2 separate regions of the Homo sapiens genome follow, and region 1 is linked to region 2. The links are chromatin loops, found by intact Hi-C in ENCODE. Cell type or tissue: PC-9. All regions are shown on one strand. Links, peaks and the distances in the headings refer to the core of each region. The heading gives the core; the rest is flanking DNA.

What was found. Hi-C counts contacts between places; a loop is a spot of excess contacts. Peaks named below come from ENCODE experiments on the same cell type or tissue, not always from the same donor. Only the 100,000 strongest peaks of a DNase experiment are listed, where the experiment ranks them.
Region 1: it touches region 2 in a loop (5-fold over the local background); 11 of 110 quality-filtered maps call a loop at or near these places.

Annotation. Positions count from the first base shown.
Region 1 is chr11:71,238,308-71,243,681 of GRCh38, forward strand. All of the region lies in intron 1 of SHANK2 (SH3 and multiple ankyrin repeat domains 2), which reads right to left. Among named protein-coding and RNA genes, the nearest start is that of SHANK2, 12 kb to the right of the region's middle. In PC-9, for the core only: no CTCF peak of the experiment used is centred there; DNase peaks (open chromatin) are centred at 2,784 and 3,144; H3K4me3 peaks cover 1,558 bases; H3K27ac peaks cover 2,887 bases.
Region 2 is chr11:71,297,205-71,302,578 of GRCh38, forward strand. No RefSeq gene overlaps it. Among named protein-coding and RNA genes, the nearest start is that of SHANK2, 47 kb to the left of the region's middle. RefSeq lists enhancers at 1,699-2,898, 3,983-4,640. In PC-9, for the core only: no CTCF peak of the experiment used is centred there; a DNase peak (open chromatin) is centred at 2,247; H3K27ac peaks cover 2,663 bases.

The sequences.
Region 1 (5,374 bases), core at 281-5,280, 59 kb before region 2:
AATGCAAACATCACCACTAATGACAGTAAGAACAGTTGGCGGTACGTGGATGCTTACCATAGTCTCAGCTTTACATAAATTACCTTATTTAATGCTCACAGCTACCTGAGATATGTTAGTACCCTCATTTCAAGGATAAGAAAACCAAGGCCCAGAGAGGCCAACTGGCCTGTCCAAGGTCACACAGCAACACAGCAGAGCTGCTCTGCACCGCAACGTACCACTTACTGAAGCAAGGAAAATGAACCCAACACTCCCCAAAGCCCAAAGATGTCGAGGTAAGAGCGGAGAGGCCAGAGGCCCCTCCTGGCCAGTGCTATGCTCCCTCTGTGGCCCAAATTCTCCAGGCAGATCACCCATCACCACAGCCTAGAGAACAGTGTGCTGAAACACAGTGACACTCAACTCTGCTGGGCAAATGCACTGTCTGTGGCCAGAGCTTGCTCGAGTCAATCAGCAGAAGCGTTGAAGAGCTGGGGCCCTCTGTGTCCTCTCTGTCCCTATGCTGACTGCACCTGCCACAGAGGACTCTCCCCAGAAGAGGAGCTGTCCAGACACACAGTCACAGGGACAGACTTCATTCATGGGAAGATGTAGGGGTGGGTTGCCCCTACACACCTGTGGGTGTTTCTCGTAAGGTGGGACGAGAGATTTGGAAAAGAAAAAGACACAGAGACAAAGTATAGAGAAAGAAATAAGGGGACCCGGGGAACCCAACTCACGGTTTCACAAGCATTTTGTTCACAAATGCTCAGGGGTCTTGAGCAAGGACTGGCTGTCAACAGATGACCGGGAGGGGCCGCCAGGCAGGCCAAGAGGGAGGACTCACTGGAGTGAAGGAGATTAAATGCTCCCATCCCTTTCTGTTCTACTGGTTGTAACACGCAACATGCTACATGGGCTCAAAGCCCCAGCCAATGCACCTCTCTGGAGCTCAGTTTCCCCTTCGGTGAAATGGGCATTAAAATACTCCCAGAGAGCAACTGGTGATTCCATGAGACCATATGCACAAAGCTCCTGGCTCACAGCAGGTACTGAAATGTCCTCCAACAATGTCTGCAGATAATACGTTAATAATGATAATGATGATGACTGACTAAGCTACCTACAAAGATACAGGTCACTCTATGTTATTACTGCACTGTTAATGGTAAAAAAATTTTTTTTTTTGAGACAGGGCCTCACTATGCTGCCCAGGCTGGAGTGCATTGGCACCATCTCAGCTCACAGCAGCCTCGACCTTTCCAGGCTCAGGTGATCCTTCCACATCAGCCTCCCGAGAAGCTGGGACTACAGGCACACACCACCATGCCCAGCTAATACTTGTTTTTTGTTTTGTCTTGTTTTCTAGAGACAGGGTTTTGCTGTATTGCCCAGGCTGGTCTCAAACTGCTCTTAAGCAAGCCACCTACCCACATCGGCCTCCCAGGGTGCTGGGACTACAGGCATGAGCCACCATACCTGGCCAAGAAGTCATTTTTGCCTCTACATGTGGAGTGTCCTGCAGCTGGCTGGATGGTCTGTGACCTCAGAGGCATTTCCTTTCGTTCAGAAAATCACCCAACCCACCCCAGGCCACTAAGCCCACCAGGCACAGGCTACGTCTCGCAGGGCGTCTGCCAGGTGTCTCAGGCAACCACACATCCCCGGGAGCTGGGCAAACACCAGGCAGTGGCCAGAAAGCCGTCTGAATATCCAAGGGTCTCCATGAATGTTCAATAGTAATATGATACTAATTCTAGACTGCTTCTGGTAAGAACCTCGTTCTTCGGGAGAATGAACTCCAGAAGCTATTTAACCAGGCTTGGTCTACAAAGAGCCTGCCACGGGGTACTTGGAGGCTTGTCAGGATAGGGATTCTCGGATCCAGCATAAAACCTGCTGAAAACCCGCTGCGGGACCCAGACACGGTGTATCTTCTCCCGAGGTCCATTGTTCTCCAAGAGGTTTGGACCTGGACTTTCCAGAGCCAGCAGTGCAGAACCCTGATTAATTCTCAATGAGCTCTGGGGTCCTGCCCACACTCGGGTCTCTCTGAGTGACAAGCCGTGACAAGCTGTCCTAGTCCATCTTCTCTCCCTAGCCCCTCTCCTGTTCCTCCAAACAGAGTCTTTGCTGCTAACTCAAAGGAAGCACATCAGCAGGAAGGGGGCTCCCTTCAAGGGTGAGAAGGTGGCGGTGGAGGCGGGGACACTGCAGGCCAGGGGGCCAAGCAAGAAGGGGCAGACCCCAGCCCCTAGAGAATGAAGGTTACAAATCCAGGCTGCCCCATAGCAATATAATTGGAGTCACAAATGTAATTTTAAATTTCCTAGGAGACACATCAAAAAAATAAAATGGGCTGGGCATGGGGGCTCATGCCTGTAAATACCAACACTTTGGGAGGCTGAGGTGGGAGGATCGCTTGAGCTCAGGAGTTTGAGGCCAGCCTGGGCAACACAGGGAGACCCCTCTAAAAAAACAATTAGCCAGGTGTGGTGGTGTGCACCTGTAGTCTGTGTGTCTGTGGTCCCAACTCCTTGGGAGGCTGAGGTGAGAGGATTGCTTGAGCCACGGAGGTCCATTCAGAAAATGGAAAGCTGAGTGGTCGATGAACCGGAACTGGGAGCAGCTTTCTATGAATCAGAGAAAATGCAAGTTAAAAGGAGACACCATTTCCCACGCATTAGACTGGTAAATATCAGGAAATACCAAGTCTTGCTGAGGAGGAGGGGCCCAGGGAGTTCTCACACCATGTGGGTGGGATTGTAACTTGGTACAACCCCTGGGAAAGCAATTTGAGAACACTGGTGAAAGCTAGCTCTGTGCACGGTGAAAGCCCCGGGCTAGGCAACTTCTCCTCTAAGGAGGTACCCGGGGAAGCCCCGCCAGCCCTGCATAGAAGAATGTTCCCTGCAGCACAGTCTGAAAGAACAAGATCCTGAAAACAACCCAAATGTCAACAGGAAGAGAAAGAATAAAATGCGGTTAACCATTCCATAGAATGTATAAACTGAGCTACATGATCAACTCAGGGTGGATTTTTTTAAGTGACTATTAAGGAAACATCAAGGCAAAGCTTCCAGCGAGCGGGAAGTGCCCGGAAGCCCCGCTTCCCCTGCCCCACACAGGCGACCCAAGGCCCCATGGGACAAACAAACACGTACCTTCGCCAGCAACTGCATATGAGATCAGCAAATGACCCATTGCACAATCAGCCTGCGTTTAAGATCATGAGGCAACCGGAAAGCATCTAATCAGTTAATCAGCTACATTTTGCAGGAGACACTCTCCCCCCTGCTACTGTCTCTGGTCCCTGTTTTTCTTGGGATCCAGCTCTAGGCTGGGGCTGAACCCACAAAGATGAGACACCCCCACCAGGTTCCCAGGGAGCAGCACCTTGCCTCACTGGAAGACACCAGACATGGGAAGGAGTCATGTCCCACAATTTCTCCCACACTCAGGGTCACCCCTACTTTCTCCTGAGACCCATGAAGAAAGGTGGGGCCTCCTTCTGTGAGAAAGCAGCCTAGGCTGGAGCGAGTGGGTAAAAGATCTCAGCTTTAGTATCTCAAGACCAGACGGGCCTGGGGCTGGACGCTGCTTTTGAAGGTGTTTTCTAAAAGCAAGGACTCAAGATACTTGCACAACCATGTTCGCAGTAGCATTATTCACAACAGCCAGAGGGTGAAGCCACCCAGGTCCTCAAGGATGGATGAATGTATAAACAAAATGTGGCCCATCCACACAATGGAATATTACTCAGCCACAAAAAGGAAGGAAATTCTGACACACGCTACAACATGGATGAGGCTTGAGAACATTATGCTGAGTGAATTAAGCCAGACTCAAAAAGACAAACACTGCATGATTCCACTTGGATGAGGTCCCTACAGAAGTCAAAGAGACAGAAAACAGACTGGTGGTCGCCAGGGGCTGGGAGAAGGGGGCTGGTTTGCTAGTGTTTAGTGGGGACGTAGTTTCAGTTCTGCAAGCTGAAGAGTTCTACAGATACATGGTGACGATGGCTGCAGAGCACGATGAGCATCCTTAATGCCTCAGAACTACACACCTAAAAATGGTGAAAAGGGTAACTTTTTATGTTATAGGTATTTTGCACAATTTATAAAATGTGCATTGGGAAAAAAAGTGCTCTCAATTTCCACTGAACTCTTCCTGTATCACACACCGCTTCCTTTACCTCCTTTAAGTGTTTGCTCAAGGACCGCTACCTCAATGCAGCTCACCCCGACCATCCTGCTAAAACAGCAGCCCCCCTGGCTCCCAGCCCCCACCAGCAAGCTCTCCTTTCCTCCCACACTACATCACTGCTTATTTATGATCTCCTTTAATTATTGTTTGCTCCCCTGGCGAGGATGTCGACCCTACAAGGGCAGAAATATTTGTCTGTCTGGTTCACTGTTGTATCCCAGAGTCTAGAGCAGCCTAGCAGACACCTGCAGCACATGCCACAAAAGACGGCAGAATACTCATTCTTCTCAAGGGCACGTGGAACATTCTCCAGGAGAGGCCTCATGCCCGGCTATAAAACAGCCTCATTAAACATCAGCAGGACTGAAATTATACAAATAATGTTCTCCAACCACAATAGAATGAAATTCGAAATTTATTTTACAAATGCACAAATATGTGGAAATTAAACAGACATCTAAATAGCCAATGGGTCAGAGAATAAACCACGGGGAAATTGGAAAACACTTTGAAACGAGTGAAAAAGAAGACAAAACACATCAAAACTTATGGAATACAACTAAAGCAGTACTTAAAGGAAATTCAGATCTGTAAATGTCTATGTTAAAAAGAAGAAAAATCTCAAATCAATAACCAAAACCTTCCACCTTGTGAGAGTCAGAAAAAGAACGGGAAACTGAAACTGAGCTAGCAGAAGGAAGGAAATAATAAAGGTTAGGGCTGAAGTTAATGAAATCTAAGCTAGAAAAGCAATAAAGAAAATCAATGAAACTACAAGTTGGTTATTTGAAAAGATCAACGAAATTTACAAACCTGAGCTGAAATGATCAAGAAAAGAAGGGAAGACTCAAATTACCAAACTCAGGAATGAAAGAAGGGACATTATTACCAACTTACAGAATTAAAAGGAGTCAGGCCGGGCGTGGTGGCTGATGCCTGTAATCCCAGAACTTTGGGAGGCTGAGGCGGGCGGATCACGAGGTCAGGAGATCAAGACCATCCTGGCTAGCACGGTGAAACCCCGTCTCTACTAAAAATACAAAAAAATTAGTTGGGCCTGGTGGTGGGCGCCTGTAGTGCCAGCTACTCGGGAGGCTGAGTCAAGAGAATGGTGTAAGCCCGGGAGGCGGAGCTTGCAGTGAGCTGAGATCACGCCACTGCACTCCAGCCTAGGCAACAGAGC
Region 2 (5,374 bases), core at 196-5,195:
AAGAGGTGGACCACAGAGGATTTTTTTTACTTTTTTTCTTTTTTTGAGACAAGGTCTCACTCTGTTGCCCAGGCTGAAGTGCAGTGGCGGTATCAGGGCTTGGCTCATGCAGCCTCAGACTCCTGGGTTCAAGGGATCCTCCCACCTCAGCCTCCTGAGTAGCTGGGACCATAGGCATGCACCACTACACTTGGCTAATTTTTCTTTTTTTGTGGAGATGGGGGTCTCACTATGTTGCCCAGGTTGTTCTTGAACTCCTGGGCTCAAGTGATCCTCCCTTCTCAAGTCTCTCAAAGTGCTGGAATTACATGCATGAGCCACTGCGCCTGGCTTCAGGAGATCTTTAGGGCAGTGTAATGATTCTGTTTAATACTGTAATGGTGAAGACATGTCATTGTAACGTTTGTCCAAACCCACAGAATGTGCAACCCTGAGAGTGATCCCTAATGTAAACTATGGACTTTAAGTGACGATGTGTCCATGTAGGTTCATCAGTTGTAACCAATGCACCACTCTGGTAGGAATGTTGGCAATGGGGGAGGCTGTACATGTGCGGAGGCGGGGGTATATGGGAACTCTCTTTCTGCTCAATTTAGCTGTGCACATTAAACTGCTCTTAAAACAAGGATGAGCTGTAGTTGAATCTTTTTAAATGCAGGATTCACAGGCAATATGAATTTCAAGTAAGCAATGGATAAATGTTTTAGTGTAAGTATATCCCATGCTATATTTGGGACATACTTATCTTAAACATTTTTTTTGCTGGCAAGCTTACTTTAGAGAGAGATGTAAGAAGAGTCAGAAAATTCAGAGAAGTGGGTGTTGTTTCTTAGTGAACAAGGGGCCAGAGGGTTTGGACCAGTGGTTTCTGGTTCTGAGGAGGGATGTGGCCACCTGACTGCCTCTGCTTCCTCTCCCAGATGGAAGGTGCAGGTCTCTGTTGTATAAAAGGAGGAGGCCAGAGCCCTAGGCTTTGCTTAAAACAGTCTCAGAAATAGGCAGGTCTGCTGTGTTTCCCCATCCAAGGACCCAGTCACACCTCGCTTAGAGGTGGACGGCATCCCCTGGTCCTGTGAGAGCATCCCCTGGTCTGGTGTGGGCACCACAGGCACGGCTGTAGGGGCAGCCCACAGGCCAGGCTTCATGGACGAGCTGCTTCAAGTTACAGCATTTCAGATGCCCTTCGGCACCTGCCGATGTTCTCCGGGACACTGAGGTTTTGGTCGTGGGCATTATGTCAACAGTTTAAAATAGGCATTTTTAGAATCCTGTGATATAATTGCTTTCAGATTCAGCCTTTAAAAAAAGTTTCTTTGAGCCTATGGTGGCTCCAATTCAGAAGAGAACATCTTCTAAGTCACTCCGTGAGACCCACATTTCAGTAGCAGTCTTATGCCATTTCGTTCATTAAACAAGTATTTATTGAGTGCCTGCTGTATGCCAGACACAGTCTGAAGATGCAGCAGGGAACTAGCCACACCCCTGCCCTCAGGAAGCTGACCTTCCAGTGGGGAGACATCAGCAATAGAAGTAAATAATCAATATGCTGGGGACCACCAGGGATGTAAAGAAAGCTGGGTGCGGTAGGCAGGGTACGGCCTCCCAGTGAAGTGTCCAATCCCGGGAGCCTGCGAATATCTTACCTGATGTGGAAAAAGGGGCCATGTAGATGTGACTAGGGCCTTGAGGCGGGGAGATGATCCTGGATTATTTGGATGGGCACGGTGTCATCACAGAGTCCTTAGGATAGGGAGGCGGGGTCCCTGTGGGTAGGAGATGTGGCAACACAAGTGGAAGTCTATTCAGCATGGGACAGAGACTGGAAGATGCTACGCAGCTAGTTTGGCCTCGCAGGTAGGGACCACGAGCCGAGCCAAGGACCACAGGCGGCCGCTAGAAGCCAGACAAGGCAAGGAAACAAGTTCTCCCCGGAGCCTCCAGCAGAACCCAACCCTGATGACCCCTTGATTTTAGCCCAGTGAGACTCCAGACTTTCAGAATTGCTACAGAATAAATGTCTTGTTTGAAGCTACTAAGTTTGTGGTCCTTTGTTGCAGCATCCCCAGGGCACTCCTACGCGAGGTCAGGAAGTGAATTTAATGTTAGTGTAGGGACGGGGGACAGGAAAGTCCTGCCTGACAAGGTGACATTTAAGCGGATGCAGGGTAAAGCGTGGCTTGTTCTGCGGCAGCAGCCACGCTGATCCAGAGCTCAGAGCCCAGCCCAACACTGGGGGACGTGACACAGTGAGGAAGTATGAAGCTCCAGCAGGAACGCCAGCCAGAGGGAGCACCAGGAATGAGTCATGTCAGCCTGGACGTGCCCAGCCCCAAATTCCAGCATAGCTGCTCACCAGCCAGTCACTCGACCTCCCCAAACGTGCTTGTTCTGTTTGTCATCAGTTCAGTGATGTGGCCACAGAATCCGCTCCAAAGGGCCGCGTGGTGGGTTGCGTGGTGACTTCCCGCAGAGGGTACATCCACCCAGGACCTGTGTGTGCGGCCTTGTTTGGAAAAAGGGTCTTTGCAGATGTGATTAAGGAAATGCTGAGGTTATTCTGCATGGGAGCGGCTGTACCTCCAGCGTCCTCATGAGAGAAGAGAAGGGAAGGGCAGAGGACACGGAGGGGATGTGATGGAAACACAGAGCAGACACTGGGGTGATGCATCTACATTCCCAGGAGCATCGTGGATCACCAGCAGGTACCAGATCCCAGAAGAGACAAGGAAGGACCCTCCCCTAGAGCCTCCAGAGGAACCAGCCCTGTGACACCTTGATTTTCGACTTCTGGCCTCCAGCCGGGCGTGGTGGCTCACACCTGCAATCCCAGCAGTTCGGGAGGCTGAGGCAGGTGGATCACTTGTGGTCAGGAGTTTGAGACCAGCCTGGCCAACATGGTGAAACCCCGTCTCTACTAAAAATACAAAAATTAGCCAGATATGGTGACACATGCCTGTAATCCCAGCTACTCAGGAGGCTGAGGCAGGAGAATCGATTGAACCCGGGAGGCAGAGGTTGCAGTGGGCCGAGATTGTGCCATTGCACTCCAGCCTGGGAGACTCCATTTCAGACAAACAAACAAAAAACTGGCCTCCAGAACTGTGACACTAATAGATTTCTGTTGTTTCAAGCCTCCGAGTTTGTGGTTCCCATTTGTTCTGGCAGCTCTAGGAAACTAAAACAAGCTTCGAGGAGGAAAAAGAAAACAAGCATGAAAAGTTCCTATGCACAGGAGGCCCTCACTACGAATTAGCCCTGATTGCTACAAGCCAAGAGCCATTTCTAGAGAACAGACCAAGGAATAAAAATGTGCGCTCTGTTTATCACAACTGGAAAACCAAAGAACAAAAGGGAGAAGTGGCCACCCAGCGCAGATAAAAATATTTAACAATGTTCTATTTCACAATTTTGCCTGGTCTGCTACCCAGACTTGATGATCAATGAGGAGTTTTCTCTTTTTTTTTTTTCCCAACCAAAAAGAACGTGTTGCATAAATTCAGGTTTCCAGGGACCTGAGAAAGGCAGAAAAACAGCCTCTCAAGCTCTCCCCATCAGCCAGGCAGTGGCCTCAGCTTTCCAAACCTCATCAGTGAAACCCTGGGGACGGACTGATGTGGAATAGCCCAGGGAAGGAGGCAGGGGCCTTTTCTAATGACTCTGAAGAAGCCAGGCACAGCTGCTGCCAGGAAAATGAAAGACACAGGTACTGACAATGGAAATTGAATGGAGGTTTTGGAGAAAATGCAGGCAGAAGCAAAGATTTAGGACGTATCTATATCCGAGGTCTTTCCTGGAGAGATGCCTTCTTGGAAGCTGGGTACATCTTCTTACAGAACAAATAGAAGGCTTGCCAGCCTTCTGCTCTCAGCTTCTGAGAATGACTCCATTTGTCACCGCACGCGCTTGTCCCATCTCTGCAGGCAGCTTTGGATGGTGTCCCTCAGGACTCCGTATCTGGCTAATTTTTGTATTTTTAGTAGATACGGGGTTTCACCCTGTTGGCCAGGCTGGTCTTGAACTCCTGACCACAAGTGATCCACCTGCCTTGGCCTCCCGAACTGCTGGGATTGCAGATGTGAGCCACCATGCCCGGCTGGAGGCCAGAAGTTGAAAATCAAGGTGTCACAGGGCTGCTTCCTCTGGAGGCTCTAGGGGAGGGTCCTTCCTTGTCTCTTCTAGAATCTGGTACCTGCTGGTGATCCACGATCCTCCTGGGAATGTAGATGGTGTTTACCAGGGTGCACAGGATAGGGGATAGTGAGAGTCTGAAATCACAGGGCCAGAGTGGAGTTGGAGGGTGACTGGAGGCCCTCTGTCCCTAGAGACCTGGGCCGAGCCAGTTTCCTCACCCGTTAGCCAGGCTGGGTTGCTCGGCGGCCCAGGACACAGCACGACCCCTGCAGGGGCCCAGCTGGGAAACTTCCAGAGCAACCTGCCTACAGGAGGGCAGTGCTGGTCTGACCTGTGTTAAGGAGGGACGGCAGGATGAACTGCCCACCTCGAACAGCCCCTCTTTCCCCGGCGTGTCATGAAAGCCCCTCCTCTGGGGACCCTGTTAGAGTGAACTGCTTCTTCCACAGTTCTTCCAGAACATGCGGCTTATGGCCCCATCACAACACCTGGCATGCTGCTAAGGAGCCGTCAGGAGACAGAAACCACACGGGTATTTCGGCAGCCAGAATTTAATAGAGAAGAATACAGAAGGGATGCTAGCTGGGTGCCAGTGACTTCTCCCCAGCTGATCCACGCACGGTGAGAACTCAGACGTCATGAAGACAACAACAGCAGGACTCAGCCACTCCCACGGAGGTGAGGCTGCCACCATAACAGCAAGGAAGCCAGGAAGTGCAGCCCACAGGGCGTAAACTGAGACTTCCAAGGAGGAAGCGCTGGCTGGCTGGCTAGCTGGGGGGTGTCTCTTGGGGGTGGGGGACACAGGGTCCCTGGTTCGTGAGGGTTGGGAAAATCATAGGCAAGATCCTTTCTGCTATGGGAAGGAAAGAAAAAGAAAGGAGCAGCAGCAGCAGCCGTAGGAGCAGCAGCAGCAGTAGGAGCATGGCCAGAACAGGATCGAGGGACAAAACCTTCCCCATCCAGCCCCGCAGTCCCCTCCAGCATCCCCTGTGCGAGCCAGCCAGGCGCCAAGAACGCCCAGTGTGCAAGGGCAGCTGTGACATGGAGAGGCCAGGGTCACGCACACCCCTTGGGCTGTGCAGCCTCTGTACGCACCCTTCTTCTCCTATTTGCACATCTCTCCAACAGCAAGGCAACTTAAGCTTCTGTCTAACAAGCTGCAAGCATCCTCCACACAAATGAAGATTTTTCTTACCCTCTCCCCCAACTGAGGAGCTGTAGAAGCCATCAGTCATTGTGT